Regions from separate parts of the Homo sapiens genome. Here region 1 is linked to region 2. Evidence: read pairs that join two places in POLR2A ChIA-PET (ENCODE). Cell type or tissue: PC-9. All regions are shown on one strand. Links, peaks and the distances in the headings refer to the core of each region. The heading gives the core; the rest is flanking DNA.

Region 1 (5,384 bases), core at 270-5,269, 440 kb after region 2:
ATTTCCAAACACTCTTAAATTCAAACTGTTAAAATTCTTAAGAATTCTTACATTCCTGAGAAAATTATTTGCTTGTTATGACTAACAGCTTATCTGAGGACTCTTCTAAAAAATCATTCCAACATATTCATTTAGCATAATGTATTTAATATGGTAATTTGGCAAAGCCAAGATTCAAGTCACAACACTAAAAAGTAAATTATTTATGAAACCCCACCTGAAAAATCTAAATTAATGTAAGTGAAGGTGGAGATATTATATGATCAATTAAGTTGGCCACAAAACCACAGCTTACTGATGCTTTTCCTCTTATGTAAAAATCACAAATAACCAATCTTTTAAAAACTACATATAGACCAGGAACGGCGGCTCATGCCTGTAATCCCAGCACTTTAAGAGGCCAAGGCAGGTGGATCACCTGAGGTCAGGAGTTTGAGACCAGCCTGTCCAACACGGTGAAACTCTGTCTCTATTAAAAATACAAAAAAAAAAAAAAAATTAGCCGGGTGTGGTTGTGGGTGCCTGTAATCCCAGCTACTCTGGAGGCTGAGGCAGGAGAATCGCTTGAACACAGGAGGTGGAGGTTTCAGTGAGCCAAGATCCCAAGATCACGCCACTGCACTCCAGCCTGGGCGACAGAGCAAGACCCCATCAAAAACAACAACAATAAAAAAAAAACTACATATAAAATTAAGCCTGCTACCTGTCAAAGGCATAATCATCTTCCAAATAAAATATTAAGAGCTTCTGACAATGTTTCTTCAAACTGAAAAGCTCCCCTGTTAAGATTTGAGAAATTAAGTTGACAAAGCAAAAAGCTCCTAAAATCCAACTAAGTTTAATATATTCCATTTGTAATAGGTGACAATTTATAGCCTTCTAAATGAATATTTAAGTATTCTGTTATATTTTATATAACACTTAACATTTTTCAAAGTACATTCACATAGTATTTCAGTGGATCTTCAACAATCCTAAATCAGTAAGACATATTGCTAATAAATGAGCATTATAGATTAAGTTCCTTACTCAAAGCTCAGAAAATTGGGTAATCTAGAACTCAAGGGTTCTGCCTTGGTGCTCCTTTTCATTGTATAGTATTCTATTACACCATAGTGAACTTTCCAAAGACTAATGGATTAGACAAAATATATAAACAATTTCAATATGATAAATAAATACTATAAGAATTATATATGAGATCCACCAAAAGAAAATATGCTTTCTAGATACATGCAAAGATGAGACAAGGATCTTAGCAGATTCTGAAAATAAGCAGTTCAGAAAGATTGGCATTTGGGTGATGGGTCACAAAATTAAAATGTTAGGCAAAGGCCAGGTAGAGCTAAGGAATTTAAAAGCACCAGTAACATAAAGATCAATACCTGCTTTCCTCCTCCTCCAAGAACAGTAGTTAAGTTTTGCTATATGATTTTTCAAGCATAAATATAAACAAACAAAATCTTCACAGATTCCCTCAAAAGGACAACCTAAAAAAGATGCTGCATCATCACAGTTAATATTTATGTGGCAGGCCCTATCCTACATGTTTTATATATGTTCATTCATTTAATCAGCACAACTCTATAAAATGGGTACTCTTTTTTACACCCATTTTACAGACAGGAAACTGTAGCACAAAACTTGCTCAAGGTGACACAATTATGTAGCTGAGCCTTGATTTGAGCCCAGGCAATCTAGTTCTTAACTACTATGTTACAAGGCAGAAAAATGGCCTCTTCAAACATAAACTGAGGTCATGCTAAGTCTCACCTATTCCTGCAGACCAGGTTTTAAAACAAAACAAAACGGCTGAGCATGGTGGCTCAAGCCTGTAATCCCAGGACTTTGGGAGGCCAAGGCGGGCAGATCACGAGGTCAGGTGTTCAAGACCAGCCTGGCCAACATGGTGAAACCCCATCTCTACTAAAAATACAAAAATTAGCCGGGCGTGGTGGCGCTCGCCTGTAATCCCAGCTACTCAGGGGGCTGAGGCAGGAGCATTGCTGGAACCCGGGAGGTGGAGGTTGCAGTGAGCCGAGATCGCGCCACTGTACTCCAGCCTGGGCGACAGAGTGAGACTCTGTCTCAAAAACAAAAAAACAAAAAACTCAAACAAAATGCAAGTTACTAAATATATAATTTAAATTATCAATATAATTTAAAGAACTGGTATAGCAAAGGTGTACTAACGGTAATTATGAATTATTTCATAGTATGCTAAATATTTTCAGAAATGATAATTGAGTACAGCTACTCTTGCTGCTTTTACAGCTTTATCTAAAAAAATGTAAAAACTACCAGAAAACCCAAATAACAGGTTTAGGATGATTTCTGAAAATGAGAGCCCAGTTTTAGTTGAATGTTTCCATAGGGATGAACTAAGATGAATTTTATTTATATTTATATACATATATTTTTTATTTTTTGAAATTCTTTGATAAGCTGCTGGTGGAATAAGATAAATTTTAAATGACTAGGCTCTTGCATCAGAATTTGAATGTCAAGAAATGAATTGTCACAAAGCAACAATAGATTCCTGGTTTGTTTTACACAAAAACAACCTCTTTCCAGGTTTTTAGATTACTTCTCAGACTGTGTTACTACGGGTCAGAAAAAAGGTAAGAGAAAAAAATTTGCCAATACTCCTAATCGGTGACTTTGAGGATTTAAGAACAAACTCCAAAAACTATTCCCTGAGACGGAAAGTTACGCTGATTCTCATCCTAAAAAATAAGGAATGTGGCACAAATTTAAAAGATAAGAGGGAAAAAATCACCAACATTCAAATAGAGAGATTCAGTTCAATTAGATATTTTAAGAACTATAGCAGACCATCCTGGCTAACAAGGTGAAACCCCGTCTCTACTAAAAATACAAAAAATTAGCCGGGCACGGTGGCGGGCGCCTGTAGTCCCAGCTACTCGGGAGGCTGAGGCAGGAGAATGGCGTGAACCCAGGAAGTGGAGCTTGCAGTGAGCCGAGATTGCGCCACTGCAGTCCGCAGTCCGGCCTGGGCGACAGAGCGAGACTCCGTCTCAAAAAAAAAAAAAAAAAAAAAAAAAGAACTATAGCAAAGAAATAAATGATGGTTTCTTAATCACAGAACCACATCCCATTTCTGTAACACTGCTATACTATTCACAAAATATTAATGTCATGTACTCATGACACACAGTCTTAATAAAAGACAGAGAAAAATAAGCAGTTAAGTATATTGGAGCTTCAACAAAAATATGATTTAACCTCTCTTTTCAGGTAGATGTGGAAACAATCTCATCAACATATAACGCATCATGTGAACTCTTCAGAGGCAACTTGGGAAGGTGCTTAAAATAAATCATTCTTAAATCTGTGCATCAATGTTTTCTTTTTCTTTCTTTCTTTTTTTTTTTTTTTTTTTAGAGACAGAGTCTCACCCTGTCACCCAGGCTGGAGTGCAGTGGTGCGATCTCGACTCACTGCAACCTCTGCCTCCCGGGTTCAAACAATTCTCCTGCCTCAGCCTCTCGAGTAGCTGGGATTACAGGCGTGCGGACCACGCCCAGCTAATTTTTGTATTTTTAGTAGAGATGGGGTTTCGCCATGTTGGCCAGGCTGTTCTCGAACTCCTGACCGCGTGATCCACCCGCCTCGGCCTCCCAAAGTGCTGGGATTACAGGCGTGAGCCACCGCACCCGGCTCCATCAATGTTTTCTTAAAGGAAATTATGCTATCTTTTTTGAAAAACCAGATCCCTTTCTAGAAAAGCAATGTAAACTCTGCAGATAGAGCCCAACAGTAATATTTTCTGACCAAGACAACCAAATATTAAAATTAAGGTGCACTACTTGTCTAATAAAACCAGTTAAAGAAATCTGCATCTTAAACATCTCGGTAATTACTGAAGGTCCTGTGGTATCAAAATATTACCTAGGCATTATTTACTAAGAATTGATGCTTGTAATTAGCTGGGTGTGGTGGGGTGCGCCTGTACTCCCAGCTACTTGGGAGGCTGAGGCAGGAGAATCGCTTGAACCCAGGAGGCGGAGGTTGCAGTGAGCTCAGATTGCGCCACTGCACTCTAGCCTGGAGATAGAGCAAGACTCCGTCTCTTTTTTTTTTTAAAAAAAAAAAAAAAAAAAAAAAAGAATTGATGCTTGTTTTACTAAAGAGCAATGCATAGCATGACTCTAAAAAAATTAGCATGACAGAAAATAGCTTGATTTGTATACCATATTGACCCATCCACAAAAGCCTATTTATATCTCAATTTGAAGTGATAAAAATCAACACCCAAAACAGAAGCCTGAAATTTGCCATGGGTATAAGGACCGGGTTTCTCCAGAAATCCAACAGCCACTTCCACACCAACACAATATTGCTTCATTTGAAATGACTTATTAGCCATCTACTGGACTACAAATGCTTTGTCATCTCCCAAATTATTAGATCCTAACTAGCTTTTGTTCTTCATCTACCTAATCAAGTTATTTACCTGCTCTATGATTTCAGGTTCCTTATTTGTCAAATAAATAGCTGGGCAGAATAACCTAAGATTTCTCCCAGTTTCAATACACTAAGATTTTTAACTCAACAACTTAACTCAATATTCTCCTGTCTTGCTTCAGAAATATATGTATATTAAAAGGATAGATTTAGCGAAAAAGTTTCTATCTTTCCAGTGCTTTAGTAATCCCTTGGCTTGTCCTTTAATTTGGCTCCAAAGATAAAAGTTCAAACACTGACCCACTGAATATTTTATTAGGCATGTAGTGCAAGTGTCCTGGTCAAAAAACCAAAAATACTGCCTAACTACTGCTATAAAGGATTTTTCAGGTAAGATAATCTTTTCAAAATCAAAACAAAAAATTACAGAAGCACAGACAAATAACATGGAAGTTTCTAAACCAGGTACCACTTAATAAGCTAGGATTCATCTAGTTCTGCAGCCAAATCCTGAAATGACTCAAAAATAATATGCGATGTAAGATTTTCTTTAGTTTGGTAATGCCCATGCCTAGATAGAGAATTAAAAATCCAAAAAGTTACGAGTTCTAAGAAAACCTGAGAAGCTTGGACAAAGTTTTTATCGTGACATTAGACAAATTAAGTTTTTTTCACTGTATTATCAGTTCCAAGATAATAAAGTATCAGAAAATTCCAGGTGATAAAAGGAAAACACACATCACATGCTAAGAAGTCTCAGAAGTGAAATAATTAAAACTAACAAAATTAATTCATAAAGTGCTCAACAAGTAATTGGGTCCAGTCTTAAAAAAGTAAGGTAACCGGTTAAGGAAAACAAAATTGTTAAAAAGCACCTATTCAAATATAAAACTATAATGGAAGAATAAAATTCCAGCATCAGTATCAATAAGCATCGATAGTACAAGAAAGAAATG
Region 2 (5,384 bases), core at 250-5,249:
TGTGTTCCAAAAAAAAAAAAAGTTATGTAATCTGTTCATAGGATTTGGGCTAATCTTGTTGATTTTTGTTTTTAATCAAGGGTGTTCTTAGTATGCTCAGAATTTAGCCCAAATCCTATGAACAGATCACATAACTTTTTTTTTTTTTCTTTTCTGAGATGGGAGTTTCACTCTTGTTGCCCAGGCTGAAGTGCAATGGCACAGTATCAGCTCACTGCAACCTCTGCCTCCCAGGTTCAAGCAATTCTTGTGCCTCAGCCTACCAAATAGCTGGGATTACAGGTGCCTGCCACCATGCCCGGCTAATTTTTTTTTTCCTATTTTTTAGTAGAGACAGGGTTTCACCATGTTGGTCAGGCTGGTCTCGAACTCCTGACCTCAGGTGATCCACCCGCCTCAGCCTCCCAAAGTGCTGGGATTACAGGCGTGAACCACCGTGCCTGGCCATAACATTTTTTTTTTAACAAAGTCAGTTGTTTATAAATCAAAATATAACTCCCTTAAAAACAATACTATAAATACACACTAGGTTGTCTTGGTAGTCCACAAAATTAAAGTTTAATCATGATGTAAAAGCCAAGAGCTAATAGTTCCAGATGAGTGACATGGTTTGGCTCTATGTCCCCACCCAAATCTCATGTTGAACTGTGATCCCCAGTGTTGGAGGTGGGGCCTGGTGGGAAGTGACTGGATCATGACGGTGGTTTGTCCCCACCCAACTCTCATGTTGAATTGTGATCCCCAGTGTTGGAGGTGGGGCCTGGTGGGAAGTGACTGGATCATGACGGTGGTTTGTCCCCACCCAAATCTCATGTTGAATTGTGATCCCCAGTGTTGGAGGTGGGGCCTGGTGGGAAGTGACTGGGTCATGACGGTGGTTTGTCCCCACCCAAATCTCATGTTGAACTGTGATCCCCAGTGTTGGAGGTAGGGCCTGGTGGGAAGTGACTGGGTCATGACGGTGGTTTGTCCCCACCCAAATCTCATGTTGAACTGTGATCCCCAGTGTTGGAGGTGGGGCCTGGTGGGAAGTGACTGGATCATGACGGTGGTTTGTCATGGTTTAGCACCATCCCCCTAGTGCTGTCTTGTGACAGAGTTCTCACAAGATCTGGTTGTTTGAAAGTGTGTGGCACCTCCCCCTTTGCTGGCTCTCTCTCTCCTGCCGGCCATGTAAATGTGCCTGCTTCCCCTTCACCTTCTGCTATGACTGTAAGTTTCCTGAGGCTACTCCAGAAGCAGAAGCCTGTACAGCCCGCAGAAACATGAGCCAATTAAAACTATTTTCTTTATAAATTACCCAGTCTCAAGTATGTCTTTATAGCAGCATGAGAACGAACTAATACAATGAGGTATGGAAAAGATGGTTAGCAAAGAAGATAAAATTAACCACCACAAAATAGAAAAACAAAGTTACCTCCATCATAACTACTCACAAGGCTAGCCCTAAGAATTTTATGTATATACGAACAACAAAACTGATCTCCAGTTCTATCTTTCTCAGAATAATTGTAGCAGTGCAATATTTTGGTTTTCCCTCTGTATTCTGTATCTCTCTACTAGAGTTGGAGGACCTGAAATTAGTATTAATAGTTTAGGATCCAAAATTACTTATTAGCCTTCCAACCAAATAACCTCCCAAGCTACTATCATTTAATATTGGCTTCGAACATGGAAAGACCAAAGACTTAAGAGTCCAAATTTCAGGGCTGGCTGCAGTGGCTCACCTCTGTAATCGTATCACTTTGGGATGCAGAGGCAGATGGATCACTTGAGCCCAGGAGTTCGAGACCAGCCTAGGCTATCTGGCAAAAACCCATCTCTACAAAAAAAATACAAAAATTAGTTGGGCATGGTGGCATGCACCTCTAGTCTCAGCTACCCAGGAGGTTGAGGTGGGCGGATCACCTGAGCCCAAGAGGTTAAGGCTGCAGTGAGCCGTGATAGTGCCACTGCACTCCACCCTGGATGAGAGAGACCCTGCCTCAAAAAAAAAAAGCAACAAAAACAAAACAAAACAAAACAAAAAAAATAGTCCAAAGTTCAACAAGTCCTTTCTTTCTGATACTACTACATTCTGGGCACATGATAACTGGGATGACCAGCCTCTGTGGTATGTTAAGTGATACCTTCCAGTAGAGCTCAACCAGACCTTAAGGAACTAAAATTTCATCACTGGAATTTCTAGCTATTAGACAAGCTATAGATAAACGCCAATGCTAGCATAATCTATAAATGAAATGACAATAGCTTCTGTATTGATGGAGTCTTAGTCTCTTTGAGCCAGACGTATCCCTTAACTGAGTCCAGACTGAGAGAAGCATTAAAAAGCACATGTGTAGAAAAACTGGCCCCTAGCAGCAAAACAACCCACATGCCAGTTATGCAGTACCTGTCCTGTAAGTGGGCATTCCAGCATGTGGGAAAGACTCTGGCCTCAGTAAGATCCTCAAGTGAACAGACTCTGAATCATCTAGCTGTCTACAGCCTCCTCTTCTAGGAGGTGAGGTCATTAATGAAAACTGAACACCTGAAAAGGATTTCTTTTCAGGAAGGAGAGACAGACACTGGAATTGTTAGGCATGACTCTGCTACCTACTTATGTAATGCAGGACCAGTTGTTTAACCTCAAACATCTGTATAACAAAAATCTAGGCCAGGCACAATGGTTCATCCCTGTAACCCCAGCACTTTGGGAGGCCAAGGCAGGCGGATCACTTGAGGCCAGGAGTTCGAGACCATCCTGGTTAAGATGGTGAAACCCCATCTCTACTGAAAATACAAAAATTAGCTGGGCATGGTGGTGTATGCCTGTATTCCCAGCTACTCGGAAGGCTGACGCACAAGAATCGCTTGAGCCCGGGAGGTGGAGGTTGCAGTGAGCTGAGATCATACCATTGCACTCCAGCCTGGGTGACAGAGGGAAAATCTGTCTTAAAAAAAAAAAAAAAAAAAAAATATATATATATATATGTGTGTGTGTGTGTGTGTGTGTGTGTGTGTGTGTGTGTGTGTGTGTGTGTGTGTGTAGAGAGACAGAGAGAGACAGACAGACAGAGAGAGAGAGAGAGAGAGTGAGAGAGAGACAGACAGAGAGACAGACAGAGAGAGAGAGAGAGAGAGAGAGAAATAGCGTGCGCACATGCACCAGGTGTGGTGGCTCATGCCTGTAATCCCAGCACTTTGGGAGGCCAAGGGGATCACTTGAGCCCAGGAGTTCAAGACCAGCCTAGACAGCATAGTGAGGCACCAGCCCTACAAAAAAATTAAGCAGTTAGCTGGGCATGGTGGTGTGTGCCTGTGGTCCCACCTACTCAAGACACGGAGGTGGGAGGATCGCTTGAGGCTGGGAGGTCTAGGCTATAGTGAGCTGTCATCACGCCACTACACTCCAGCCTGAGCAACAGAGTGAGATTCTGTCAAAAAAAAAAAAAAAACCTACATAAGAAACCTTTCCAACACATACCCCCCCAACCCAAAAAGTCATGATGTAGACAGGGCAGCTAAAATGAACAAATATAACTAAACAAACTGCATTAAAATTTTTGGGTATCTTCCTTAGATTCAAAATACATCCCCCTTTAAAGTAGCTGCCTAGTCGGAGGCAAAAATCTGCTATATGTATTCCTCTCAAAAGACGAAAGGGTGAGATCTGTTCCAGGCATTTGGGTGGGGGATGAGGTGGAGGCAGAAACAAAGGAGAATAAAGAGGACTACAACAAAAGAAAAGTAGGACTGACACCTGAGTGGGCTGATTTGAAAAGAATGGCATAGAATAATCTATGACTGGTTTAACTATTACCTTCAAATTACCACCTTATTTTAAAAGAACCAAAATCAGCACAGTGAGGAAGTTATTCCTGATTTGGGGGAGTAATTAAAATACTAGGGAAATTATTTTTTGATTTGGAAGGTATGAGGTAGACAAAGAAACCCCAATTTGGTCAGGGCCCGTGTGTTGTCCCAGCTTTCAGCAGCATTGATCCTTATTTGACTTACCAAAAAACTTTAACTCTTTTCAAAATGATTGCTTCCATTACAAAAAAAGGGGGGGGGGGGCGGAAATAAGTACATAATTATATCCATTTGAATGCACTGGGTTGGAAGTAACGGAGAATCCTCATTCAAACTGGCTTAAACAATCAGAAATTGTCCTATCTCACATAACAAGCAGCACAGAGGCAGTTTCAGGAATAGTCCATTTCAGTTCCAACTCTGCTTTGCTGAGGTTTTGTTAACTGTCACTCTCTGGACGCTGGCTTCATCTTAGGTTGGCAGAAGTAGCTGCAGCAATTATGGGTATCACATCCCGACAAGATAATGTTCAGGAGAAAGGGGTCATCTTTCTTCTTGCAAGTCTGTCTTATAAGAAAATCATTCCCAGAAGCCTCCCTGTGGTTTTTCCTTCCAATCACTAATGCATATGTGCTCAATGCGAAACTAGTCACTAAGAAAGAGAATGCTATTATCCTGATTGGCTTTAAAAAATCTGAATCTACTTCTGGAGCTGAGGAAATAGGGAATTACACATACTTGTGGTTGTGTTAGAATGGGAAAGTAGAAAATTAAATGTTAAGGCAAAAGGGAGAAACTGAAGTTTAATGTATAAAATTAATTTTAAAAGTAGGTCTCAGATCTGCAGAGGCTGGGACTAGGGTTGGGAAGAGATTTGCTGTAAAGGGGCAAAAGGGAACTTTTGGGGATGAGGAAATGTTCTATATATCTTGATCATGGTGGTAGTCACATAAGTGTATAGATTTGTCAAAGCTCAAACAATCAGCTTAAAATGGGTGCATTTTATTGTATGTAAATTATGCCTCAAAGTTGTTGTGGTTTTTTTAGGGGCTTCTGCGGACTTCTTATAGAGCCCCTCCTTCAAATCGCTGCTCATATATCAATAACTTTATCAGACAGGTCTTTCTCGACTATCCCATAAATAATCACTTGGCTGAATTTCAAAACACACCCTGCCCCCCGCCCCCAAAAAATCTATATCCATTAAAATCCCGGTTCTTATATTCCCTCAAATCAGGAAATATAGTAAATCCACAATTCCTATTAATCTTTAGATCACACAATAATAGACTCTATTATTCTTTGGATCACTGAAAATTTCTAACTTTGATAAACCAAAGGCAACCTCTGTTATCTAAATTATATGAAAATCAGATGGTTGTCATTCTCTGAATACAAGTTTTGAATGGCATATTGAATCTAACAATCTCATACTAGAGTAAAATTGAGTATTTCTGCTGCAAACACTAAACTCTGTGAATCCATTAGTCATGGTATTAGAAAAAAGGTAACAAAGCACATTAAAAAGCAAAATTATAAGGCACAATACAATATACGGCACAGGGGACAATGTTCCCAGGGTGGTGCTA

Evidence for each region. Peaks named below come from ENCODE experiments on the same cell type or tissue, not always from the same donor. Only the 100,000 strongest peaks of a DNase experiment are listed, where the experiment ranks them.
Region 1: POLR2A ChIA-PET joins it to region 2 with 10 read pairs; 1 of 35 experiments calls an interaction of 5 or more read pairs at or near these places.

Annotation. Positions count from the first base shown.
Region 1 is chr12:756,055-761,438 of GRCh38, reverse strand. All of the region lies in intron 1 of WNK1 (WNK lysine deficient protein kinase 1), which reads right to left. Among named protein-coding and RNA genes, the nearest start is that of WNK1, 6.2 kb to the right of the region's middle. In PC-9, for the core only: no CTCF peak of the experiment used is centred there; no DNase peak of the experiment used is centred there; H3K4me3 peaks cover 1,094 bases; H3K27ac peaks cover 1,049 bases.
Region 2 is chr12:1,194,551-1,199,934 of GRCh38, reverse strand. The region is part of intron 12 of ERC1 (ELKS/RAB6-interacting/CAST family member 1); the gene reads right to left. Among named protein-coding and RNA genes, the nearest start is that of ERC1, 210 kb to the right of the region's middle. In PC-9, for the core only: no CTCF peak of the experiment used is centred there; DNase peaks (open chromatin) are centred at 2,134 and 2,544; H3K27ac peaks cover 1,138 bases.